Linked DNA regions of Homo sapiens: all the other regions are linked to region 3. A link is a contact called in ENCODE Hi-C or POLR2A ChIA-PET data. All regions are on one chromosome and are shown on one strand. The core of a region is the stretch at or near the end of the contact, and the rest is flanking DNA. Distances in the headings are between cores, read along the strand shown. Region 1 holds the start of RAB15 (RAB15, member RAS oncogene family). Region 2 has its middle 14 kb from the start of MIR4708. Region 3 has its middle 43 kb from the start of LINC02324. Region 4 has its middle 18 kb from the start of MIR4708.

Region 1 (7,002 bases), core at 4,156-6,655, 210 kb before region 3:
TCTAGAAACCTGCAAACCCCAGGATCCTAGTGTCTAAGCACAGGCCCCAGTGTCTGTTAGGTCACCCCATTCCAGGCTTGGATCTAGCCCCACCCCCTCCCTCACCATCTCCCACCTCCTCAGTCAAAAGCAAAGTCAAGACAGGCAGCCAAGCCAGTCCCAGCAGAACTCCTTGAGAAAGGTGACATAGCAGCAGCAACCCAGCCTGAGAAAGTGCCCTGAAGCCACAGCAGCCCAACCTGTCCAACCAGATCACCCTCCTCCTCACCCAGAAGGAGTGTAGCCTGGAGGGTGGCTTTCAAAACAAAAGGTCCAGGGACTAGGTGACAGGTCTACTCAGGGAAGACTAAGGATGGGAGGGAGAAAACCAACTCCTGAGGGAGTGAGGTAGCTCACGCCTATAATCCCAGCATTTTGGAAGGCTGAGGCTGGTGGATCACGAGTCCAGGAGTTCGAGACCAGCCTGGTCAACATAGTGAAACCCCATCTCTACAAAACGTACAAACATTAGCTGAATGTGGTGGCATGCACCTGTAGTCCCAGCTACTTGAGAGGCTGAGGTGGGAGGATTGCGTTTAGGAGATCGAGGCTGCAGTGAGCCGTGATTGTGCCACCACCACACTCCAGACTGGGTGACAGAGTGAAACCTAGTCTCAAAAAAAAAAAAATAGAAAAGAAAAGAAAACCAACAACTCCTGAGCAGTCTCTTCAGTTTCCATTTGTGGTTTACATCATCTCACTCCTGGCCACCATGCAGAAAGGTCCTCAAAGGTCCCCTGAACATAGATGTCCATGTATGACATCTTCTCCCTACCTGGTCATGGCACAGGTCCCATAAGATTCTTTCAGAAGTTGCCAGGTTGATTGGCTTGAACCACTCCCCATTCTGGAGGGAAAGTAGAACAACTGACTGTGTGGAAGTTGGTGTTGGTACCACTGGGGGTGAGGGGCCATTCAGAGGTTCCTTCATGCCCAGATACTACTGCAGCCCCTGACTAGTCTCCCTGCTTCAAGTCTTAACCCCTTCTTCCAGCCAACCTCATTAGTACCCTACTCAAAACCCCTCCTACCATTGCTAAGGCTCATGTTCCACCTCCTTGGCCAGGCTCTCAATGCCCTCTGCCAACTGGTCCCTGCATTCATTCATTAATTTAACAACAGGCATTGAATCTGCCTGGCCCTGTACTAGGGACTATAAAAACAATGAGGAATAAGATTTGGTCGCACCATCAAGGCACTTATAATTTGGGAGACAGAGAGAGAAACAGAAGAATCTTCTCACTTTCCTGAAGAATCCCTTCTGTTGCATCTAAACTGCCTAGAGCCCCACGGACACCTACTCAATCCCACCTCTGTTATCTCTGCTCATGTTACTCCATCTGCTCCCTTCTGCTGCAGGAACTGACGAGCAGCCCACACTGAGGCCTAGCTTCAGCCTTCCCTGCCGGTTCTAGTCCACAGGGGCCTCTCTCTTCCCCAGCCTCCGACAGCATGGAGTCGTGGGAATAGCACTCACCCATCCCATCCATCGCCATTCTCCGGCTGCCTCATGGTACATCTTGCATCATAATTTAGCTTCTGATACCCACTGTGAGACCTTCATTAAGAGTAACTGCAATGATCATAATCCATCCTTTACATTTGAAGAGTGATTCACCAAGTTCTTTCAGATATCTCATTTTGGCACTAGCTCTTTGTTTTTTGTTTTTCCCTTTGTCTTGCCTCCCCATCTAGGTTATGGGCTTCTGTGGGCAGAAAACGTAGACTGCAATATGTCTCTAAAATGCCTGGCACAGAGCTTGGTAGTGAATGCTCAATTAATTTGTTTAAGGTAGTATTTTGGGGACCCCTTCGCACCAACCCCCAGCCAGGCCAGCACAGCTGCACAGAAAGGAAATGCCTGTGGCAGAGCCAGTGGCAGGGCCACCTGCTGGTCTGCTGGCCAGAAAGACGAAAAGGATAGGGGGAGGGACAGTCAGTGTCTCAGTCTACCAGGGAGGCCTCTCACTGCTCCCTGGCGGGTTCTTCTCTAGAAGATCGCAGGCCGTTAAAGTGGAGTACACAGTAAATCACAAAAGTACTGGCCTAGGTGATATCCACATGAGCCAAGAAGCCAAACTATCTTGGCAATAACTGGTGAATTACCTTGTTTTCTTAATTCACAAAAAAAGCCCCTGGGAAAGGTGCCTCGATCAGTGGCCAGCATGGTCATGTAATGTGTTTTAGGTAATGCACAATTTGAGAACAGTGACTGTAGGTATTATTCATCTTGGAATCTCTCGGTCTCAGTGCAGAGCCTGGCATACAGGACACGCATTTTTTAAAAATAAGCGAATGACTATGACTTGGTAGCACTCATTTCGTTGGCTCCTTGATTTGTCTCCTGGCTGCCCCTTCTACCTCCTTGAGAAACTGTCCATATCACTTAAGGAAAAAGCTTTTCTTGACCATCCAACTCTTTCCTTTAAGTTTTAGTTAATGCTGAAAAACACGCCCAAGATAAGGGAGAATCCCAAGTCCCTTAATAAGCTTTAAATAAGAAAGCATTTAAGATACCCAGTGGGGCAGATTTTAAAAGGCTGGTGTGAAGAAAGACAGGTTTCTTTCTATTCCATGGAATCCAAACTCCTAGAGTCCTCTGTGTCCTGTGGAAAGGGGGACCCTAGAGAATCCTCTGTGTCCTGTAGAAAGGGGAACCCGGGTGTCAGAAGCGGAGGAAGAAATCTGGGAGCCATCTTTAGGTTTTAGGCCAATATACCAAGGGCCTTGAGGGGAGACAGTGCTGCAGAGACACCCCTACTCAGTTCACTGATTCACCTATGTGCCCAAAGTGGTCTGCCCTGGAGGGTTTCAGGAAGTCCCTGTGACCTATTTAGTGTTCACCTATTAGCAGAAGGTGTCTAAGAAGGGAGATTACAAGGGGAAGGGACAAGGAGAAGGGTGGATGATTAGAGGTGTGAGGCAATGGACTCTCTTTAAGGAGAGCACGAGCCTCAGAGGGCCATCCTGGTATTTTAGAAAGAGGGGTGCCCTCAAAAAGGAGGGTATGTGTCTCCCAGGGGAGGCTGCCTCCCACAGCACTAAGCAGGAGTCCCAGAGCTTCTGAAATGAGGTGGTTGAATGAAGCCCTCAAAGGGAAAAGTCCATGTCACCTATAGGACTTGGAATGGGACTAGGAGAGCAGGTGCAAACAACAGCTCTTCAGGCCAAAGCCAGGGCCTCCCAGGCAGCCCACAGCTCTCTGGAGATAGCTCAGTAGTTCCAAGCACCAGGCCTCTCCCAAAAATAGCCACTCCTAGTTTCCTTAAGGGATAACCCACCGCCCTTTGTCCCTGAGCCCACAACCTGTCCTCATACACCATCTGGTTCCTCTGCCACTTCCTCCATCACGCCCATGCCTTTCTCCTGCACCTGCCTCTTCCCCAAGTCCTCCCGGCAGGCACAAAGCCTTAGTGTCTATAGGCTCCCCTTCTTTCTGCAATGTCTCTCATCCAAACCATGGCTCAGCCCAAGCTCCTGGGTTTCCTAAGAGTTGGCCTTACAGCTCCTCTGAGAAAGACGGACAAGTTCTGTTCCCTGACCCTAAGTCCTGTTGTTTCACCCTTCAAGTTGGTGAAACAAAGAGAGGAGACCCTAAAAGCTCAATGATAATGGCAATAGCAGTAAGAACAATCAGCATTTATCGAGCTTCACCATGTGTCTGGCTGTGCTAAGCACTTAACAATCGTTATCTCATTTAATCTTGACAACAACTTGGCAGGTAGGTGCAATTATTATACCCGTTCTACAGATGAGAAACTAAATAAAGCTCAGAAGTTTAGGCAATATTCAAGGTTGCTTTGCCCCACAGTGAGGTCTCAGGTCTCTTGGACAATAAAGCTGGCTTCTTAACCAGAAGGTTCTGTTCCTCCTGGCTGTATCTATCTGCTCCTACTTCTCTCTCAGCAAGGAATGTGTGTTGGGGGGAGGGGGGATGGTGTGGACATGAATCCTCAAGAGGAAGCTGAGAGCTGGTGCCCATCCCTGATGGCAGCAGGGACTTCTAGGAGAGCATTCCAAATGGATGACCAGCCAGCCAGCAGGTGTTTCCAGGGGCCTGGGCAATGCAGAGGCTACTCCAGGGCTGACCCGGGTAGCAGCTGAGGATGAAATTCCCTCTACTCAGACTTCTCAGGGAGGGGGCCCCTCACAGCCTAGAAGCGGGAGACTGACTGTCTCAGAGGGGAGGCCATGGACCCATTCCTAGAATAAGTGACCCCATCATAGTGCTGTCTGGGATGCCACCGGGTCTTGTCCCTCTAACCACAGGCTCCAGCACTGCCAGATGAGAGATGCCCTCAGGCGGGTCCTGCCTGCCTTCTGACCCCTTGGTCTGGGCAGGTATTCCTGACACTCCTCCATCCTCTTTAGCCTCCCTCAGAACAGATGTCTCCTCTTCCCAGGCGCAGGGGCTCCTCACCCTATCTGTGTCCTCCCCCAGGTGTCCCACCTTGCGGCTTACCTTCCCAACTCTGCCCTGGAAACTCGATCCCTGTGGCCCCTCCGTACGTCCTCTCTTCCCCCCCTCGCCCCCCGCCGGCTCCACCTTGGGTCACCACAGAACCAAGGGCGCCTCAGTGACTCCGGTCTCCACCCTGACCCCCTTTTCCGTAGCAGAAGCTTTACTTCCCCTCCCCCTGGGGGTGTGGGGATGTTATTCCAGCGGCTACGATTCTTGCTACCCCAGCTCGGGGTACCCAGGCCTACACCAGCTCCCCTCACCCCCGGTTTCTCGGTTTGATGGGACGGAAGGCTTCCCGGCAAGAGGCGGGAGACCCCACCCCTGGTCCGGACGGCAGGCAGCAGGGACACCCTCACCTGCCAAAACCTATGCTCACCCCGAGATTTATCCCGGACTCCGGCCTCCGGCGCCACCGCCTCCAGCCGGAGGGGCTGGCAATTCCTCCCCAGCTGGGGACGGGGGCGGCGGGGAAAGGGGCCGCGGGCGGGGAGGGAGGGGCGCCCCGGGCCACCGCCCCTTACCGATGGTGGAGATGTGCGAGGAGTGGAACTCGTTGTCGGTGAAGCGGCACAGCAGGCAGGTCTTGCCCACCCCGGAGTCCCCGATCAGCAGCAGCCGGAACAGCACATCGTACTGCTTCGCCATGACTGGGGCCAGCGGGGCCGGGAACTGCGGGCGGGCAGCGGGCTCAGCCCTGCTCCGCCGCTGCCATCGCGGCCCGCGCCCGCCCGGGGACGCTGCGGGCGGCGAGGAGGACGCCGGGCCCGGCCCCCGCGGCTGCCTCGCCCGCCCGCCTGCCCACTCGCTCGCTGGGTGCCGGGAAGCGCGGCTGCGGCGGGAGCCCGGCGCGGCGCCCGCTCGGCTCGGCTCGGCTCGGCTGGGCTGGCGCGAGGCGGTGGGAGGAGAAACCGGCGGCGGCCCCTGCCCGCCCCTTCCCCTGCGCCGCCGCCGCCGCCCCGGAGAGAGGGGGCGGGGAGCGCGCGCAGGAGAGCGGGACCCCATCGAGCAGGCGACGCTGGGGCGGGGCGCCAGCCCCCCCTCCCAACCCCTTCCTGCCCGGGGCGGGGGAACGTTTTCGTTTTTCCGCGGACGCTCCGAATGGGGGAGTTGAGGTGAGCCCCCACCCAGCCCACTTCTACCGTGCTCCGCTTTCCGGGCTCACCACTTCTCCCCATATCCCACCCCAAGTCTGGCGCCGGTAATTCCGCCCGCCGTGGCACCCTGCATCTGCAGGATCTGGCCGGGCTCCCCAGTGGCTGGTACCTCAGCTGGGCTCACCCGAGGTAGGAAGGCCTTGAGCAGGATCTGGATTCGAACACCCGTCTCCATGAGTCCCCGAGAGTGTGGGTGGAATTCCCCCTCCCTGCCATCTGGCTGCCCCTTACCTGTGTGACTGTGTCACGGCCCTCCCCCGTCCCCATTTTTTCTTTAAATGGGGAAAATGCCTATTCACGGCCTCCACCAGGGTGAAAAGATAGATGGCCATAAGAACATCTCCAAGTGCAAAATCCTTTAGAGGTGTGCGGGCAAGTCTCCGTTTTCCCTCTAAGGTGCTTAGGATAGGTGCCCAGGTGACCAATGTATTGTTTCAGACCCCTAAATTTCTCTGTGGTATAGCCAGTGGCACCAAAGAATGAATGGCCCTTGTTCAAGATCCAGTTTCCTACCACTGAATGTGTTAGCACCGGAGAGAGGCAAATGAATGCTCTCCGGAGTTGAGAAAATTGCCTATCCCTACCAACGAGTATTGAGGGAGAGCAAAGTCTAGCCTATTAGGTCTTTAAAAAGCAATGAAAGGCTAGGCGCGTTGGCTCATGCCTGTAATCCCAGTACTTTGGGAGGCTGAGGCGGGCAGATCACTTTGAGGTCAGGAGCTGGAGACCAGCCTGGCCAATGTAGTGAAACCCAGTCTCTACTAAAAATAAAAAAAAATTAGCTGGGCACGGTGGCTCGCCTGTAATCCCAGGCTTGAGAGGCTGAGGTGGGAGGATTGCTTGAACCCATTAGGGGAAGGCTGCAGTGAGCCGAGATCATGACACTGCACTCCAGCCTGCGCAACAGAGGGAGACCTTGTCTCAAAAAAAAAAAAAAAAAAGCAATGAAAAGTATATATGTACATACCTGTTTTCAGGCTGAATATTGGATGGAGAATGTATTTTTCAATAGTAGGTCAAGGAAAGTGGTAAGCCCATTTACTTCATTTGAAAAGGTATATTTCAGGTTAAGTGTCTGAATTATAATAAGAGGGGAAAAGTTCAAGACCAGCCTGGCCAACATGGTGAAACCCCATCTCTACTAAAAATATAAAAAAATTAGCTGGGCGTGGTGGCCGGTGCCTGTAATCCCAGCTACTCGGGAGGCTGAGGCAGGAGAATTGCTTGAACCTGAGAGGCGAAGGTTGCGGTGAGCCGAGATTGCGCCATTGCACTCCAGCCTGGGCAACAAGAGCAAAACTCTGTCTCAAAAAAAAAAAAAAAAAAAAGCCGGGGGGCGAAATCCCG
Region 2 (6,706 bases), core at 1,904-4,403, 140 kb after region 3:
GCACCTCTTTGTTCTCAGTGTCTGGCCGCATTCACATTATCCAAGTCAAGTGCTAGCATCTTGCTTGTGGTTGACAAGAACGGACCCTCCATCATCAATGTGTGTGACCAGCTGAGAAAAGAAACAAGCCTTTTCTCATGAGATTTCCAGCCTAGTTGTGCGGGACCAGCAAGATCAGAACTCTCCAATGTTTTAAGAACCATGAAGCACAGCCTTTGACATTTCCTCCCAGGCATCCCCAAATTACTTCAAAGTGTTTGTTCACACCTGGCAGGCGGGCAGGAGAGGGAGCGAGAAAGCCATCTGTGGAGATTTGCAGCCCTCACTTTTATCGGCAAAGCCTCCCCCTCTGAAGACATGATGAATTCAGCTATTTTGGGAGCAGGGATTATAGATGTGACCCACCTGGCTCAGCTCTGAGTAACTGCCTAAAATTCTTGACAATAGCAAAAAGAAAGGAGAATGAAAGTTAAAAAAAAAAAAAAATCTCTCAGTATAGTTCACTAACCTGCCAAATGCTTGATTGGCTTCTTTTTAGGCCCACAGCTCATTTTCTTCCAGAAAACATCCCAGGAGAACAGCAAGGATATGGGATCTGGGGAGTCGGAGGTCTTGGTTCTGGTCCCGGTTCTGCCATATATTAGCAGTGTGACCTTGGGCAAGTCATTCATCTGGCAAACATTTATTGAGGGCTTTATCCATGAGAATCATGGAAATGAAAGGTACAGTTTCTGCCTTCTGTGAGTGCACAGAAAATTGAGTAGAAAAAGATATTAGTAAGTAACTGTATCACAGTGTGATGAGCACTAAGACAGAGGTCCCATGAGAGAAGCCTAGAGGAGGGGTACCTAGCTCAGCCTGAAGGTGTGGTCAGGAAGTCTCCTAACCTCTCTGAGTTTCAGTTCCTCAGCTGTAAAATAGGGAGCTTTTATATATTTGTGAAGGGAACTGATAGAATGAAATGTACTTCATCTCCCAAATGAAGCCCCTTCAGTGACTCACACCTGTTTCTGTTTGTGAAAAGAAAGCTCATCACTGATCCCTACTATCCCTCCACTCAGGACTCTTTTTTTTTTTTTTTCTTGAGACAGGGTCTCACTCTGTCACCCAGGCTGGAGTGCAGCGGCATGATCTTGACTCACCACAACCTCCGCCTCCCAAGCTCAAGCAATTCTCGAGCCTCAGCCTCCCAAGTAGCTGGGATTACAGGCATGCGCCACCACTGCCTGGCTAATTTTTGTATTTTTAGTAGAGACCGGGTTTCACCATATTGGCCAGGTTTGTCTTGAACTCTTGACCTCAAATGATTCACCTCCTTTGGCCTTCCAAAGTGCTGGGATTACAGGTGTGAGCCACCGTGCCTGGCCACACTCAGGACTCTTTTGAGAAAAGGTTCTTGCCTCTCCCTGCTCCTACTTCAGTTTCCCCCCCACAGACCATGTACTTTCTTGGCTACCCATATGATCCATATGTATTAAATACTTTCCACGTAAATGTGCTAATGTGCTACACTGAGAGAGATGAGATTTACTGTACTGGGAGAGGAGGGAGCTGCTGGGCAAAAGGGATTAAAACTCAACTGGGGCAAAACAAAGAACAAGGAGGAGAGGTGAGATTCGACAGGAGGACCAGGAAAGCTGAAGGCAAATGAGACCAGCTCCTGGGAGAATCCTGACCTGTGCCCAGACAGGAACATAGGAAATACCTTGACAGATCCAGAAGTTCAGGACTGTTTGCCACTACATGAGGAAGAAGAAAAGCCAGCAGAACTGTTTCTTTTTAGTAGCCAGATTCGTTTAGCAAAAGCTCTGTCTTCTTAAGGGAACAAAATCAAAATGAAATTAAGAAGAGAACACAGACTTCTTGGATAATTAGGAAGATGATACCACTGCTTGCAAAGGCATATGCTTTCCTTCAAAGGCAAATCAAAAAGTGCATTTTTCATTCATTAATGCCTGCAGGCACTCATTCACTTAGTGCTGGGCACTGAATGGAATACAAAATTGTGCAAGACTCAGCTCTTGCCTTCAATTTTATCCTAGTAAGCTTTTCAATATAATTGTTTTAAATTTTTTTTTGTAGAGATGGGGATCTTGCTATATTGCCCAGGCTGGTCTCGGACTCTTGGGCTCAAATGATTCTCCTGCCTTGGCCTTCTGAAGTGCTGGTATTACAGGCATGAGCCACCATGCCTGGCCCTAGCAAACATTTATTGAGCATCTCTCTGTGTCAGACACTGGGCTCCATCCCAGGATTTAAAACTAAATAGCTGGGCGTGGTGGCTCATGCCTGTAATCCCAGCACTTTGGGAGGCCAAAGTGGGTGGATCACCTGAGGTCAGAAGTTTGAGACCAGCCTGGTCAACATGATGAAACCTTCTCTGTACTAAAAATACAAAAATTAGCTGGGCATGGAGGTGCATGCCTGTAATCCCAGCTACTCAGGAGGCTGAGGCAGGAGAATCACTTGAACCTAGGAGGTGGAGGTTGCAGTGAACTGAGATTGCCTGGGCAATAGAGTGAGACTCTGAAAGAAAGAGAGAGAGAGAAAGAGAAAGAAAGAGAGAAAGAAAGAAAGAAAAAGGAAGGAGAAAAAAATAGAGCACAATTTCTTACCTTAAGGAGAAAATCTGGTGGATTTGCTAATAAAATGTCTTCACACTTCTAATATTCTAAACATTGACTTGAACAGATATTATTCTTGCCTGTGATTCTGTCAGTTTTCTGGCCCTTGTTGGAAGAATAAATCCTCTGAATTTATTCTAGAGGCCTGGCAGTTCAGCTCTGAGCTCACAGTAGTTGTGACTGAGAGAAAAAATGGTCTGTTTCCCTATCTCTCCCCTACAGGTCTAAAAATGTACCTGGCTGGATCAGGAACATCCACTTTTTTCTCCAAATGAGAGGTTACACAAAGTGAGTCATTTTTCTAGCTTTTTAAAAAGCTTGATTCAACCTTCCAATTTCCCACCTTTCTCTTCCACCTGCCTTGTTTAATAATTAGGCTGTTTAATAAATGCATTTGATGAGGAGGAGCGGGAGGAGGATGGTGATTGTTAGGCCTTACAAGTCCCTGGGGAATGTAACAGCGTCCTCAGCCAGAGTCACTATGTTCTGGGTTGTCCCCTGAGCATCTTGCTGAGTGAAAAGGCCAGAGGCCCTTCCTGCTTTAGGGTGCAGGTTTGACTGACCTTGGGTCATTCTTTCCCTAAGTGCCCTGCCAAGAAACCAGGTTTGGTTCTTATCTCTTAACTTCCTTTTTGTTCTGCTCCTAGTTTAGCTTACATTTTTCTTACTTGGAGCTTTTACTAACAGCAGATGACCACTACTTTTCAAGTACCTGCTGGGCTTGGAAGGTAGAGAGCAAACTAGACTGGGTGAGGTGAGAAAAATCATCCAGGCCAGCTTGTGACAATGCAGAAGGGTCAGGAGGCCTCACTGGTGAAGCACATTTCAGTAGGCAGGCACGCAAGGCATGGACTTCAGGAAAGGAAGTGGTGGGAACCTACCCACAGATGAGAGAGAAACAGAGACAGCAGGACAGGGAGAGGTCGAGCTGGAGACAGACAGACACACATGTACGGGGGCCAGTGGGGAGGAGAGGAGAGAGACTATGTTCACAGTGACAGGCTACATAGCCTGGGGGTAAAAGGAGTCACAGAGATATGGGTTCATATTTCAGCTCCACCATTTACTAGCTCTATGTGACTTGCATATTACTAAGCAAGTCACTTAGCCTTCTCTAGCTTCTGTTTCCTCATCTATAAAATAGAGCTAATAATACCTATCTTGCACAGTCATTGTGAGAACTAGTGATAAAATATGCCAAGTCACTTGCACACAATAGGCCCTCAATTAATGGCAGCTGTAGTTATTTTTGGAGTACTTTTTATGTTCTAAGTACTAGCTAAGTTTGGGGGATATGGGTAGAAAGTGTGGTGTGACAAATAGGAATATCCAATGAATGGTCCTAAGAGCTCCTTTTGGGTTTGCCTGGCAATGGGCTACCTTACTGTTTCCCCAAGAGGAGAGGCTGGCTGTGCCCAACTTCAACTTCCTATGGTACCAGGAGATCTGAAGACACTAGCTGGGCATTTCATAGCACTTCCTTAAGCCTTGGGCCCCTATGCTCATGCTGATCAGTGTCTGAACCCTGAAATACTTTCCCACCACAGCAAAGTCCCTCTCAAGTTGACCTATGAAAAGGAAGAGGTACCAGGGGTCCCTCCTCAGATGATTGATGGTGCATCCAGCTGCACCCCAAAAAGCCCAACTGTCTACAGGATCCAGGGAGAGAAGAGGACCTGGATACCTGCACCTTTCTTGAGTTTTACCTGCCAACACCAATTAGCTTTTGTCTTAAATATATCTTATGGCTAGGTGCAGTGGCTCACACTTGTAATCCCAGTGCTTTGAGAGGCCAAGGCAGGAGGATTACTTGAGGCCAGGAGTTCAAGACCAACCTGGGAAATATAGCAAGACCCCACCTCTACAAAAAAAAAAAATTAAAAACTAGCTGGGTGTGGTGGTGTGTGCCTCTAGTCCCAGCTACCCAGAAAGCTGAGGTGGAAGGATCACTTGAGCCCAGGAGCTCAAGGCTGCAGTGAGCCATGATCAAGCCACTGCACTCCAGCCTGGGTGACAGAGCAAGACCCTCTGTCTTTTCAGTTATCAAATAAACTAATATTTCTTTGTAAGACCATATTGAAGGGTTTCCCTGACTGAGACATGTTCTGGAGAACTTCAGTACCACCACTATTTACTGATGGCTCACAATCAGAACATCATGATAAGGTTTGTGTGCAACTGGATCAATTAAGACCATCGATCTGAGTGCACTTTACAAACTCTAGGGTGCTGTACTAATGTTAGCCAACAAAACGTCTTATGTCGGCCGGGTGTAGTGGCTCACACCTGTAATCCCAGCACTTTGGGGACCGAGGCGGGATGATCACGAGGTCAGGAGTTCGAGACCAGCCTGACCAACATGGCGAAACCCCGTCTCTACTAAAAATACAAAATTAGCCGGGCGCGGTGGTGCATGCCTGTAATCCCAGCTACTCCGGAGGCTGAGGCAGGAGACTCGCTTGATCCCGGAAGGCGGAGGTTGCAGTGAGCCGAGATCACGCCACTGTACTCCAGCCTGGGCAATAGAGCCAGACTGCGTCTCAAAAAAAAAAAAAAAATGTCTAATGTAGTATGAAGACTACATTTATATAGAAGTAGGTTGAATGGTTCTCGCAGTGTTTTTGCTCAATACCTAGGGAGATATTTTGTACTCTGGAGTAGGGGAACAGTAAACGCTGAGGCTGATATCGTAGGTTGCTGTGTCTGCTGTCAAGTGTCCACCATGGAAGGAGCCTTTATAAAGCCTCAGTGTCCTTTTGCCTCTGAGTGCCTCTGGCCTCTAGCAACCTGTCTCCCAAACCACTCAGGTGATTAATCTGAGGTTTCCTAACCACGTGGATTTCAACAAACCACCAGATCCTACCTGCGATGGGAGCAAAAATTCCTCCCAGTTTCTCCCTAGGCATCCGGGGTCTGAGTGCAGCTCTCCCTGCCACATAAGGAGGGTTGACTTGGTGGAGAATATGGGAACAAGTATAGCATCTTCTTTGTTCCTTAAAACACCCTCAACTTAACATTTTACTTCTGTCTGCTTCAGCTGACAGCTTGAGAAAAACCAAATTGGTGGTTGGCTGGTTGGGTTTTTTTTCAACCTAACAACAAGCCTGGCTTAGAGCTATTCATTCTTCAGCTCCTGATACTGTGTGTCTATAGATAAACCGGCATATATATTATCAACTTTTGTTTACTTCTCCCCTAATGGAAGTCCATTAATTTCCCAATATATATTACAGAATGACTTGCCTGTTGCCAGCATTGGGAGGATAAATTAATCTTTAGTCCCTAGATGTTTAAGTTGGAAAATAATGGGAAATAGAAGAAATAGAAGGACCGAGATGACTCATTTATTTCAGATGCTCACCCTAAACTACTTTGGAAATGCCAGCCGTGAATTAAAACCCGAATCTAGAAGAATGACCTAAATCACACTTTACCAGAGAGACTCTTTAGTTCCTTAGCAAAAATTGCACTTTATGTCTAGAATGGAAGAGGTTGATGATGGCTGGAGTCAAGTAGCATGAACTTAACTCCATCCGATCTGGGGATAAGGAATCAATATTGTCTCTCTAGAGAGGGCAGAAACCTCTTTAGAAGAAGATAAAGGGAAGCCACAGTCAAGTATAAGATACTGACATCCTAAGCCAGGCACGGTGGCTCACACCTGTAATCCCAGCACTTTGGGAGACCAAAGCAGGCGGATCACTTTTGGTCAGGAGTTCGAGACCAGCCTGGCCAACATGGTGAAACCCCATCTCTACTAAAAATACAAAAATTAGCCGGGCATGGTGGCAGGCACCTGTAGTCCCAGCTGTTCGGATGGCTGAGGCAGGAGAATCGCTTGAGAACTCTAGCCTGGGTGACACAGCAAGACACTGTCTCAAAAACAAAAACAAAAAAATTAAAAAATTAGCCTGGCATGGTGGTGTGCGCCTCTAGTCCCAGCTACTCAGGAGATCGAGGCAGGAGGATTGCTTGAGCCCAGGAGGTTGAGGCTGCAGTGAGCCCTGTTCACATCACTGCACTCCATCCTGGGCAACACAGCGATACTCTTGTCTCAAAAAAAAAAAAAAAAAAAAAAAGAT
Region 3 (6,548 bases), core at 3,102-5,601:
ACCTGGCTAATATTTATTTATTTATTTATTTTGTAGAGATGGAGTCTCACTATGTTGCCCAGGCCAGTCTCGAACTCCTGGCCTCAAGTGATCCTCCCATCTTGGCCTCCCAAAGTGCTGGGATTACAGATGAGCCACGGAGATTGGCTAAGCCCTTCTAAAAGCCATACGCTGTTCATTCCTGTGGAGAAGGTGGACCCCATGGCTGGGGCCAAGGTTGTGTATTGATTACAGAGGATCCAACTTTCTGCTCCTCATGTGGCCCATTTGCCCACATATTAACCTCCAAATGGCTTTCCTCCAGGGATGCTATGTACAAAATAGCAGCATCTTTTGGCAATCAAGTGGGAATCAGTCAACTAATAACTAGATATTAAATGTAGACCATACTCAGTGCTTGGATAACCCTGTAAAAAATAAAAGTAGCTCTGGCCAGGTGGGGTGGCTCACGCCTGTAATCCCAGCACTTTGGGAGGCTGAGGCAGGCGGATCATGAGGTCAGGAGATCGAGAGCATCCTGGCTAACATGGTGAAACACCGTCTCTACTAAAAATACAAAAAATTAGCTGGGCATGGTGGCGGGCGCCTGTAGTCTCAGCTACTCGGGAGGCTGAGGCAGGAGAATGGCGTGAACCTGGGGGCAGAGCTTGCAGTGAGCCGAGAGCATGCCACTGCACTCCAGCCTGGGCGAGAGAGCCAGACTCCGTCTCAAAAAAAAAAAAAGAAAAAAAAAAAGTAGCTCTAAGATGGAAGTGTGTATGATGAAGAAACTCCCTGCATCATCACAGTAACTGAAACGGGGATAGCCAAGAAGGGCTCCTTCATCTGGGCTGATTCACTCAGACTTCTAGGGCCTAATGCTGTTGGAGGGATTTTAGTGTTTTTTTTCAAGGTTTCCATGTGGCAAGATAGCATTAACTCTTAGATGGAAAATGCACCGTTTTCATAGGGCAACATATACCTTATTTTCTTTTGCCATCTGAGGAAGCACATTAACAGTTTCAGAGCCAATATTTATAATTTTAGCAGAAATGTTCTCACAAAGATCTCAAAACTCCTATAACAGACTTGTGAAAGAATTACTATATTTAAGGAGTGGGAAGTCTATAAGAAGCTCCATGGCAGAGGGAGGAGTTGAGCTGAGATGTCCAAGACCCAGAGCCTTTCTCCAGTATTGTGGGTGGTGGCTGTGAGTTGGGATGGGTATCACTGTTGTCTTGTAGGGGTGAGTTTTGCCAGGGATTCTATTTTCCACATACCATCTCGGCAATGGTTTATTTTGGTGTATGCTCAGAACTTGGGCAAAATTATTGACTATAAATGGGCTTAAATCTCTCTTCTAGTCGATTGAGTGCATACTTAGGACATAGTATTTTATGACACCATTATATTCTATGTATCTTGATTATAGGAGAACGCTATAATCCTATTGTATTCATCATATTCACTGTAGTGAGTTAAAGAAGGTTTAAAATTCTTTGCCTCTCTTACTATCAAGAAGTGTGGTCTATTTTCTATTTCTTTGAAACAGACCAACTCTGACACTGGTTTTGACAAATAGAATACACTGGAGGCCAAACACAGTGGCTCACATCTGTAATCCCAGCACTTTGGGAGGCCAAGGCAGGTGGATCACTTGAGCCTAGGAGTTTGAGACCAGCCTGGCCAAAGTGGCAAAACCTTGTCTCTACAAAGAAATTTAAAAAATTAACTGGGTATGGTGGCACATGCCTATAATCCCAGCTACTTGGGAAGCTGAGGCAGGAGGATTGCTTGAGCTCAGGAGGTTGAGGCTGCAGTAACACTGTATAACTTCTAAGGCTGGGCCCTAAGATATCCGTAGCTTCCAATTTTGTCCCATTTGGGAGCAGTTGCCATATAAGAAATCTGGTTACCTTGAAACTTCTATATCATGAGAAAGCTCAACCTTACCACGTGGAGAGAGGGACCAAGTGGAGAAGTGCTGAGGTGCCAGACACGTAAGTGAAATTTTCTTAGACCTTTCTGTCTAGCCACTAGGTAAATGAAGCCTAGTAAATGACCTCAGCCAGTGGCATGAGGAACAGAATAACCACCCAACAAAGCTCTGTCCAAATTGCTGACTCAGAGAAACATAAGCAAATATGATGATTGGTTTAAGCCAGTACGTTTTGGGGCAATTTGTTAACTAGTATAACAGAAACATATCGAATCAAAGTTGATGGAATTAGTGACCCACACACCCACCCCCATTACACAGCAACAACAGGATCCAGATGGATAAAGCTTCTTTATAGTCATTCAAATAGCAAAAACCTTACTGAGCTGAGAGCAGAGCCCAGAAAAATCCCCAAATTCCAGGTGTGGTCTACATGATATTAAATGGAGATATTTTTCTGAAAGCAACTATTTTCCCTCATACCGCTTTTCTGTAGTATGTTGCATTTTTCTTTTTTATTTATTTAATTTTTTGTTTTGTTTTGAGATAGGGTCCCACTCTGTGCCACAGGCTGGAATGCAGTGGCGTAATCTGGGCTCACTGCAGCCTCAACCTCCTGGGCTCGAGCCATCCTCTGTGTCAGCCTCCCTAGTAGCTGGAACCACAGATGTGTGCCACCATGCCTGGTGAATTTTTCTATTTTTTGTAGAGACAAGGTTTTGCCATGTTGCCCAGGATGGTCTCAAACTCCTGGGCTCGAGTGATCTACCCACCTCTGCCTCCCAAAGTGCTAGGATTACAGGCGTGAGCCACCTCACCTGGTAGCTGTGTCTTTCCCACACTGGCCATTATACCTCCCTACTGTAACCCCATTCATTTATTTTATTTTTAAAACAGTCCACAGAATATCATAATAGTAACATGTGTAAACAATGTAGCTACCCGATAGTAGAAAAAAGGATAAATAATTTATAGTACATCCACTAAAAAAATCACCAACTTGAATCTCTTAAATTTAATGCTACAGAAGGGTATCTATGGGCATTGAGAGATATTCTTCTCAGGGAACCTGCCCCGATAGTCACTTAGGTTCTTTTCTATTTTCCCTAAGCGTCGGCCGGCTTGAGAAATAAAGGGACAGAGTACAAAAGAGAGAAATTTTAAAGCTGGGCATCCGGGGGAGACATCACATGTCGGTAGTTTCCGTGATGCCCCACAAGCCACAAAAACCAGCAAGTTTTTATTAGGGATTTTCAAAAGGAGAGGGAGTGTGCGAATAGGTGTGGGTCACAGACATCAAGTACTTCACAAGGTAATAGAATATCACAAGGCAAATGGAGGCAGGGCAAGATCACAGGACCACAGGACGGGGCAAAATTAAAATTGCTAATGAAGCTTCGGGCACCACTGTCATTGATAACATCTTATCAGGGGACAGGGTTTTGAGAGCAACCGGTCTGACTAAAATTTATTAGGTGGGAATTTCTTCTTCCTAATAAGCCTGGGAGCGCTGTGGGAGACTGGGGTCTATTTCACCCCTACAGCCTTGACCATAGAAGACGGGCACACCTAGGGGGGCTGTCTATAGGCCTATACCCCCAGGTGCGTATTCTCTTTCCCAGGGATGTTCCTTGCTGAGAAAAAGAATTCAGTGATATTTCTCCCATTTGCTTTTGAAAGAAGAGAAATATGGCTCTGTTCCGCCCGGCTCACCAGCGGTCAGAGTTTAAGTTTATCTCTCTTATTCCCTGAACAGTTGCTGTTATCCTGCTCTTTTTTCAAGGTGCCCAGATTTCATATTGTTTAAACACACATGCTCTACAATTTGTGCAGTTAATGCGATTATCACATGGTCCTGAGGCAATATACATCTTCCTCAGCTGACAGGATTCAGAGATTAAAGTAAAGACAGGCATAGGAAATCACAAGGGTATTGATTGGGGAAGTGATAAGTGTCCATGAAATCTTCACAATTTATGTTTAGAGACTGCAGTAAAAACAGGCATAAGAAATTATAAAAGTATTAACTTGGGGAACTAATAAATGTCCATGAAATCTTCACAATCCATGTTCTTCTGCCATGGTGTCAGCCGGTCCCTCTGTTTGGGGTCCCTGACTTCCCACAACATATTTCCAATATATGTCATGGAACAGTGTTATCCCACTTTTAAAAGTCTTATATACAGTATTCGTATATGCCTAGAAGAGGATATGATTTGTAATAAGGTAGAGAAGAATATGGGGACTCTGCATGCTCTTATTTGAGTTTCCTGAAATAAGCATGTCATAACATGCTTTTGTAATATGAAATGGTGAGAAAAGTGCTATTTAGGAGGTAGAAGTAGTGATGGAATGGAGGAAGTCTTCTCCAGGGAAGGGGAATGAGGCTGAAGCGCTGTGACTCAGAGAGAAACACCTGTGGTGTCCGGAGTTCCCCATTTGCTATTTGCCCTCCTGTGCACGGAATCTGTGACAGGCAGCCTGCCAACGACATGACCTCTGTTAATGACAGCTGAAGTCTGGGCTCGTGTAGATTCTTAAGCAGAATAGGAATCAGAGTCAGAACTGTGGTTATTAGATGAGTGGCCTTGTCAGAACTTTATCACCAAGTAGTATTTATTAAGCACTCTCTTGCTTTAATGAGTCAGGAAATAGGGTTCTCGTTCCCTTTATCATTCACAGTTGTGTTTCTCAGCAAGTGCAGGGCTCCCTTCCTAAAATGGCCCAGGACCCTTTCTCCTGAAGCCATATTACTAGGCAGAATGTTCCAGGGATGCAAAGTGTTGAGTCAACTACAGAGTATTAACTGAATGTCTCATTGCTCTCTGGGACTTTTTATTCTGGCTCTCACTTCTTCTCCCTACCTCCTACCAGAAAATACAATAGTCAAATCTGTGTACAGTGAAAATCTGTTGTCCAGTATCTCCTTTTCCCTTCCGTTGGAAACATCACTTTGCTTTCCTTTTGGGGAACCACCTCTCCTCGTTCTGTTCATGTGGTTACAGCTGGAATGAGCTGGAATGATTCATCACCTGGCTCCAGACAGTGGGCATGTGACTCAGGCTTGGCCAACTGGCATATTCCAATCTCCTGGCCTTGGGAGAAAGGGCCACAGACAGGCACATGACCCAAGTCAGGCCATGGAGACTCATTTCTGGGACTCTTGCTGGAGCTGTCGAGAGAATGGTGGACTGTTTCTATCTGGATTGCTAAACTGGTAGTTTGCAAGCCCAGAGCTGCTTGTGGCCATCTTTGCCACTTCATAGGTTAAGCCTGCTTCATAGGTTAAAGTCTGAGCAGGCTTAACCTATGACATGGCAAAGATGGGGGCAGGGAAGCACAAAGAGATGCCTTCTAAGGATTTGGTGTCTTCAGAAGGACACAAAGGAAATACAAAGGAAAGCAGAGCTGAGAGAAAGAGAGAATCAGATTTTTAAATGTCTTTTTTTTTTTTTTGAGCCGGAGTCTCCCTCTGTCGCCCAGGCTGGAGTGCAGTGGTGTGATCTTGGCTCACTGCAAGCTCTGCCTCCTGGGTTCACGCCATTCTCCTGCCTCAGCCTCCCGAGTAGCTGGGACTACAGGCGCGTGCCACCATGCCTGGCTAATTTTATTATTTTTAGTAGAGACGGGGTTTCACCATGTTAGCCAGGATGGTCTCAACCTCCTGACCTCGTGATCCGCCTGCCTCAGCCTCCCAGAGTGCTGGGATTACAGGTGTGAGCCACCGTGCCTGGCCTAAATGTCATCTTTTGAGAACCTGGCTCCAGCCACTCCAGAATTTACTCCTGGATCGTTTAGTTGCATGAGCTAAGAAAATCCATTTTCCCCCCTCTTAAGACAGTTTGAGTTGGATTTCTCTCACAGAAAGGTAGGAGAAGGTGGGACTTGAGTGAAGCCTGTAAGGTTGGGTTTTACTTTTGCTTTATAATGACTTTACAGCTTTTGGAGAAAATTCACCCATAGTCACATTTGAGCCTCACCACAACCTTACAAAGTCAGCAGAGTCTCTATTATCATCTCCATCTTGCAGAAGAGGAAACTGAAGCTCAGAGAAGTTAGATGATGTGTGCAGAGCTGGGGATCAATGGAGCTGGGGCACAAATCCAAGCTCTTTCCACTACACAGAGAAGCTGCTGGAGCTAAATCAGATTTGAGTCAGCACAGAGAAGGCAGAGTGGGATTTTGGGAACATATGCCTCAGTGACAGAGACTATTTCTGCTCTTTTCGCAAGATCACCTAATATAGCGCACTAAATGCACAATAACACAACAATAACTAATATCTACTGTTTGTCTGTGCCCAGCATTGGGTTAAGTAAACACTTTAATGGATTACCCATCTCCTTTCGCTTTTCCCAATATTCATACAAGGAAGGCATTATTATTGTCGCTACCATTTAACGAAGTAAGATGAAATAACTAAAATGCAGAAAAATGAAGCCACTTGCCCTAAGTGACACAATGAGTAAGTGGCTCAGGGGGGATTGGAATCCAGATCTGACCCCAGAGAATTCCCCTCGGCTGTCTTTATCACCAGGCTGTAGCCATGGTAAATGGGATTGTTCTCTTCTTTTTCAGTTTATTGTTAGTGCAGGTCTAACAATAAAATGAATAATAAACAGAAACACTA
Region 4 (6,393 bases), core at 48-2,547, 170 kb after region 3:
AATCTTCTATTGATATCTTTAAGGGGAAAAATTAGGGGGATAATCCATTTGGACCAGGAAGAAGTATAAGTGGGTAGGACTGGAAGTCGGAGGAGGTAAACTAGGGCAAGATGAAGTTCCATAACGTTCTCCACACTTCGGAAGTTGAGTCAGGTGCTTGTGCTGGGAGAGAGGACCGAATCCAGGATAAAGCTTCTGTTCAGCACAGCTCCATCTGCCAATGCAGATAACTTGGGATATTTTCATGCCAGATGTGCAAGGATCAAGAGATTCACAGAAAAGTTGTTGAGCTTGAGAGACAAAGAGGTAATTTTTAAAATAGGGAATATGGAGGAATGTATATTCTAGGAAAAGCCTTGAGTATAAAACTTTTAAAGTTTTTCTTTTTTTTTTTTTTTTTTGAGACGGAGTCTCGCTCTATCGCCCAGGCTGGAGTGCAGTGGCGCGGTTTTGGCTCACTATAAGCTCCGCCTCCCGGGTTCACGCCATTCTCCTGCCTCAGCCTCCCAAGTAGCTGGGATTATAGGCGCCCCCACTACGCCCAGCTAATTTTTTGTATTTTTTAGTAGAGACGGGGTTTCACCATGTTAGCCAGGATGGAATCCATCTCCTGACCTCGTGATCCACCCGCCTCGGCCTCCCAAAGTGCTGGGATTACAGAGATGAGCCACGATGCACGGCCTAAAGTTATATATATATATATATATATACACATACACACACATACACATACACACACACACACATATATATATGTGATTTAAATATATAGATAGATATACATATGTAACTTTTTTTCTCTTGAGACAGAGTCTCACTCTGTCACCCAGGCTAGGTGCAGTGGCGCGATCTTTGCTCACTGCAACCTCCACTTCTCGGGTTCAAGTAAGTCTCCTGCCTCAGTCTCCTGAGTAGCTGGGATTACAGGCATGCGCCACCACGCCTGGCTAATTTTTGTATTTTTAGTAGAGGCAGGGTTTTGCCATGTTGGTCAGGCTGGTCTTGAACTTCCGACTTCAGGTGATCCACCCGCCTCGGCCTCCAAAAGTGCTGGGATTACAGGTGTGAGCCACTGTGCCTGGCCCATATTTAACTTTTTAAGTTAAATAACGTACACAGCTTTCCTGGACTTCAAAACCTGGTGTTAAGGACAGACTTTCCAATATAGAGATACTAGGCTGTTTTTATATAAAATTGCTTTATCTCAAACTCATTGGTGTAGGCTCTAATGGAGGGAAGGGGATGCTGATGTCTTAGGACAGCTGCCTGTGAGAAGCTTGAAGAGCTGACTTTTGCAGTGCTTCTTAAGCCGTAGCATGCGTCGGAAACACCTGTTAGTGCTGGTTTAAAATGCAAAATTTGCAAGACTTTTTTTTCCTTATTTATCTACTATGGTTTGAATGTGTCCCCCAAATTTCATGTGTTAGAAACTTAATCTCAAAATGTGACCGTATTGAATCTTTAAGAGGTGATTGGATCAAAAGGTTTCAACCCTTATGATTAATCCATTTATAGGTTAATGGATTAATGGGCTAATAGACTAGCAGGTAATCATGAGAGTGGAACTAGTGGCTTTTTAAGAAGAGGAAGAGAGACCTAAGCAAGCATGTGAGCTCACTCAGCCCCTCACCATGTGATTCCCAGTGTGGCCTTGGGACTCTACAGAAAGTCCTCACCAGCAAGAGTCCCCTCACAGTTGCAGCCCCTCAATCCTGGACTTCCCAGCCGTCATAACTGTAAGACATAAATTACTCTTCTTTATAAATGACCCAGTTCCACATATTCTATTATAATCAACAAGGAACGAACTAATACATTATCTAAAATTATCTCCTGAAAGCAATTACAGTAAGGATCTTGCTTTTTAGAAAACAAAAAATTATTGTATACATTTTAAATTTTAAAAAACTACTTTAGCCAGGCGTGGTGGCTCATGCCTGTAATCCCAGCACTTTGGGAAGCCAAGGCAGGTGGATCACGAGGTCAGGAGTTCAAGACCGGCCTGACCAAGATGGTGAAACTCTGTCTCTACTAAAAATACAAAAATTAGCCAGGTGTGGTGGCAGGTGCCTGTAACCCCAGCTATTTGGGAGGTTGAGGCAGAGAACTGCTTGAACCTGGGAGACAGAGGTTGCAGTGAGCCGAGATCACGCCACTGCACTCCAGCCTTGGGGACAGAGCAAGACTCCGTCTAAAAAAAAAAAAAAAAAACTAGCAATACCAGGAGAAAATAAGCCCAAGCCCGGTGGCTCACACCCATGATCCCAGCACTTTGGGAGGCCAAGGCAGAATGAAGGCTTGAGGCCAGGAGTTTGAGACCAGCCTGGACAACATACCAAGACCCCATCTCTACAAAAAAAAATTTTAATTTTTAAAATTAAAAAAAAATTTTTTTTTAGATGTTATGCACTAGTAGCTACTTGGGAATGTTAGATGTTATGTCCCAGCTACTTGGGAAGCTGAGGCAGGAGGATTGCTTAAGCCCAGGAATTCACTGCTACACTCCAGTCTGAGTATACCCTGTCTCAAAGAAAAATAAAAAGAGAAAATAAAATTTTATGTGCAAAAAGTTAGGAGAGGGCAAAGTCAAGTAAAATTTCCCCATATTAACTTAGAAATAGTAATAAGGGCAAAATGTTCTAAAGGTTTCATCTGTTAGTGTCCTAGCCTGGAAAAAAAAAAAAAGGATGCCCTTAAATTGAGTCATTTAGGAAGAGTGTAATAAAGTCACTATTTACAAAGCATGGACTGGGCTTAGACAAAGCAAAAGGGATGTGCACTACCCTTGGGCTGGTGAGTGCAAGAGCCACTACCGCCACCATGTCTGTAAGGACAAGGCAATGGAACCCATTAAAGGAACCTAGAAAGCTGATAGAGAGGGCCACCTGGCAGGAAGGAACCAGAGAAATAAATATGCCAACCTCCTTGGCCAACCCCTAGAGGCTGGAGGGCAAAAGCAGCCTACTGATGTCATCCTTGTGACTCAGCCTCATGGGCAGAGAGCAGGGCAAAGAAGGGTGGAGAGCAGATTATGAGTAGCAAATGGGGAAAATCTAGCACCTGTCAGAGATGGCTAACGCACTGGAGTGGCTACTGTGTATCTTAACAAGCACTGAAGACAACAGTACAGAGATTTCCTTTTCTATCATCTCGTTTATATAACCATGCAGTAGGTTTATAAGAAACCTACCATTAAGTGGCTGGGTGCAGTGGCTCATGCCTGTAATTCCAGTACTTTTGGAGTCCGAGGTGGGCAGATCATTTGAGGTCAGGAGTTCGAGAACAGCCTGACCAACATGGTGAAACCCCGTCTCTACTAAAAATACAAAAAAATTAGCCAGGAGTGGTGGCGGGTGCCTGTAATCTCAGCTATTTTGGAAGGCTGAAGCAGGAGAATCTCTTGAACCTGGGAGGCAGAGGATGCAGTGAGCTGAGATCGTGCCACTGCACTCCAGCCTGGGCGACAGAGCAAGACTCTGTCTCAAAAAAAAAAAAAAGAAAAGAAAGAAAGAAACATCACATCAAGTGTTATGGTTTTGTACTGTGTCTCATTCCAGAAAAAGCCCAGAAATCTGAACTTCAAGTAAGAACTCAAGCTGAGGGCAGTGGTTCACATCTGTAATCCCAGCACTTTGGAAGGGCGAGGTAGGGGGACCGCTTGAGCTCAGGAGTTTGAGAACAGCCTGGGCAACAGCAAGACCTTGTCTCTACTAAAAATAAAAAAGGAGTCCCTAGAACTCAGTGATAGTCTCTCTTCTCTTGGTCCCTGTCAGGGCTGTACAGAAACCCCAGAGTCTCTCAAGCCAGCTTAGTCCTGCAACAGACATGCAGAGGGAACATCTGTAACCTGAAAGAGGAAGGTCAGACACTGACCTGGCTTCACGGGACCCTACGAGTCTTTAGGCATGAGTGGGCCCAGGCTGCTGGCACTGACCAGGCTCACCTTATCTTGGCTCCTGGGCTGAATGGCTGAGCTTTCCAGGCTTGGGCTGGGGAGGTCCCTCTTATTTAGCTTCCTTGTCAGCAGTTTCCAGAAGGTGAAAGTTACCTGCCCAAGGTAGTAACCTTAAACTGCAATAGAAATAACTCTCTGGGCTAGAGATGCCAAGGTTGTACCGAAAGTTTCCAAGGCAGTAGAGCACTTAGCCCTGTCTCTGTGTCCCCGTGAAGGCCCTAGTCTTCCTCCTTTGACTGGTGTGTTGGCGACCTGTAAAGCTTGGGTATGGGCTGGGCAGGGCAGGCCGCAGGGCCCAGTCTGGCTTCCCGTGGAAGCCAGTGAGTTTCCCGCAAAGAGAAAGTTCTGGCTGTAGGCCTCAAGGGCAGGGAGAGAGGCCTTCTTTAACCCCAGCAGTAAGAAAATGCTCATTCTATACCGTGTAAAGGGACCCTTAGTGTTTCCTGGGCTGACACAGAGAAGAACTATTTATTTCTCAGCTATCGTTCTCTGACTTGGCAAGCTCAGGCTGGAGTGGGGAAAAGCAGATCCAAGACAATCATGTGATGGAATTACACCTGCTGAGGTAAAGCACAGTGCTGCTCCCCAAGCAAACATTCTTGCAGACTCTGCACTGCAAACTCAGCTCAGGAGGCGCTGGGCTAATTTGTCTTTTGCCAACTAAAGGCAAATGGAGGAGGGCAGAGCCTGGCAGCTTCTCCTACTGCCTGGTGATTTGAGGATCACTCTGCCTCCCTCCCCGCTCCACCACTCTCTCACTGATGCCTAAATAACAGGTAGGAATTCGCTCCACTTCGCCAAGGAGCAAGGAAATGCACATCACTTTACTTTTTAAAATCAAATGGAATCATGCTGTGAGCCCCACCTTGCCCTGGCTGGTGCAATCCCCAATATTAATGATTATTGAAATCCCCTCTTTTCTGTTGGGCCGTACTAGAATCCGGGGCCCTGCTTGGTAATAGCAAAATGGGGCAGGGGATTGAGTTAGCCAATAAAATAGCCACCATTATTAATGTTGCTACTTTTGTTATGTGACACAGCTATTGGACTAAAAGGTTTCACCTCAAAGTGCCTACTTTACCTGCAGGCTCTGCCACAGGGGCCCTTGTGGATATTTCCAAGGTTATATAGTTAGAGATTGTCCTTGAGGTATTAGTCATGTGCCAAGTTTGAGTGGTGGTGGTAGTAGAAGGAGTGTTGAGGAAACTTTAGATCTTCTCCCCGTAATCTAGGTCAGCATCCCCTGTTCCTTGTTGTAGGTAATTAATATTTTCTCATTTTCATGTATGTAGCCATGTAAACAGCTTAGAGCATCCTCTTCCCCTCCCAGCCTTTCAATCAGATTGCTGCCCCTAAACCCCTCCTACAGAGACATTCTGACTTCCAGGCACCAACTGCTCCCCTAGACACCAGCAACCTCCAGAGCCCTTTACAGAAAAGGCGCAAGGCTCCAGACTCATAGAATCCAATTCTCTCTCTCATCCACAAAGCCCTAGCTTCTCTCCAACCAATCCCCACCTCATCCTCTGGGGTACTGCCATCTAATTCCTTCTTGGGTTTGACCCTTGAATTATAGAGAAACCATTAGCTAACTGCTGCCACCACTACCCCCAAGACAAAATGAGGAACTAAGACTGACCGCTAAACACAAAGCCTTAGCTAACTGGGGAGCTAGGAGGTCAGTGAAGAGGAATAGAATTTTTTCTTCCACCGGGTGTAGTGGCTCACGCCTGTAATCTTAGCACTTCGGGAGGCTGAAGTGGGTGGATCACCTGAAGTCAGGAGTTCAAGACCAGCTTGGCCAACATGGTGAAACCCCATCTCTACTAAAAATACAAAAATTATCCAGCCATGGTGGTAGATGCCTATAAGCCCAGCTACTCAGGAGGCTGAGGGAGGAGAATTGCTTGAACCTGGGAGGCAGAGGTTGCAGTGAGCCAAGATTGCCTCATTGCACTCCAGACTGAGTGACAAGAGTGAAATTCCATCTCAGAAAAAAAGAAAAGAAAAGAAAAATATATTTTTTTCTTTTTTTCCTATAGCAGAAAGGGAAAAAAAAAGCCTCATTCGATTATCATCATTTGATGATCGTTCTGTTACCAGCGTCATTCCTTTGGGTGAGTCATTGCTGCCTCCAAGGGATCCCATATTAGGATGCCCCCTTGGGAGGGATAGGAAGCATGACTAACACCTGAGTATAAAGAGGTTCACCCTACACTTCCTGACGTGGCAGGTGAGAGAGTGTGGGTGGGGAATTGGGAGGGGACTGCCTTTCCTTACTTTAGAGTCCTGTCCAATGGCTGGCTTTGTGGTTGGCTCCATTAGGGAGGGCCCACCAGGAAGCCTTCTCTTCTTTCCGTTGAAGACAAGCATGCAAGTTTTCTGTGGTTTGTTAGGGCTGGGCCACCATGTCCTTAGTAGGCAGCAAGGTGGGGTGA

The links. Hi-C counts contacts between places; a loop is a spot of excess contacts on that map. ChIA-PET counts read pairs that join two places held with the same protein, here RNA polymerase II (POLR2A). Pooled maps may share reads with other maps.
Region 1: a loop to region 3 is called in a pooled map, with 2.4 times the contacts of the local background. The contact joins the promoter of RAB15 here to the enhancer-like site in region 3. A Hi-C loop is called at or near these places in 2 of 50 pooled maps. POLR2A ChIA-PET finds 5 or more read pairs at or near these places in 5 of 52 experiments (GM10248, HEK293T, OCI-LY7 and 2 more).
Region 2: a loop to region 3 is called in a map with no recorded cell type, with 16 times the contacts of the local background. The contact joins two enhancer-like sites. A Hi-C loop is called at or near these places in 2 of 37 single-sample maps with no recorded cell type and 7 of 50 pooled maps. POLR2A ChIA-PET finds 5 or more read pairs at or near these places in 4 of 52 experiments (OCI-LY7, PC-3, Panc1 and 1 more).
Region 4: a loop to region 3 is called in a pooled map, with 2.6 times the contacts of the local background. The contact joins two enhancer-like sites. A Hi-C loop is called at or near these places in 1 of 168 maps with a recorded cell type or tissue (PC-3), 1 of 37 single-sample maps with no recorded cell type and 3 of 50 pooled maps. POLR2A ChIA-PET finds 5 or more read pairs at or near these places in 6 of 52 experiments (B cell, BJ, CD4-positive, alpha-beta T cell and 3 more).

The regions. Positions count from the first base shown.
Region 1 is chr14:64,966,931-64,973,932 of GRCh38, forward strand. It overlaps RAB15 (RAB15, member RAS oncogene family), which reads right to left and starts at 5,406. Exons shown (of 7, transcript NM_001308154.2): 1 at 5,023-5,406. The coding sequence starts at 5,146. All of the region lies in intron 3 of CHURC1-FNTB (CHURC1-FNTB readthrough), which reads left to right. RefSeq lists a silencer at 5,199-5,568.
Region 2 is chr14:65,317,983-65,324,688 of GRCh38, forward strand. No RefSeq gene overlaps it. Among named protein-coding and RNA genes, the nearest start is that of MIR4708, 14 kb to the right of the region's middle. RefSeq lists enhancers at 995-1,214, 3,285-3,394, 3,615-3,704. Within about 2 kb of position 3,154, at least 6 of the 41 ENCODE cell types and tissues checked have a DNase peak (open chromatin) inside an H3K27ac peak, as active enhancers do; they include PC-3, where a contact is called at or near this core.
Region 3 is chr14:65,175,665-65,182,212 of GRCh38, forward strand. No RefSeq gene overlaps it. Among named protein-coding and RNA genes, the nearest start is that of LINC02324, 43 kb to the right of the region's middle. RefSeq lists enhancers at 4,115-4,314, 4,385-4,474. Within about 2 kb of position 4,352, at least 12 of the 41 ENCODE cell types and tissues checked have a DNase peak (open chromatin) inside an H3K27ac peak, as active enhancers do; they include B cell and PC-3, where a contact is called at or near this core.
Region 4 is chr14:65,350,379-65,356,771 of GRCh38, forward strand. No RefSeq gene overlaps it. Among named protein-coding and RNA genes, the nearest start is that of MIR4708, 18 kb to the left of the region's middle. RefSeq lists enhancers at 5,549-6,393, 5,569-5,658. Within about 2 kb of position 1,298, at least 2 of the 41 ENCODE cell types and tissues checked have a DNase peak (open chromatin) inside an H3K27ac peak, as active enhancers do; they include B cell, where a contact is called at or near this core.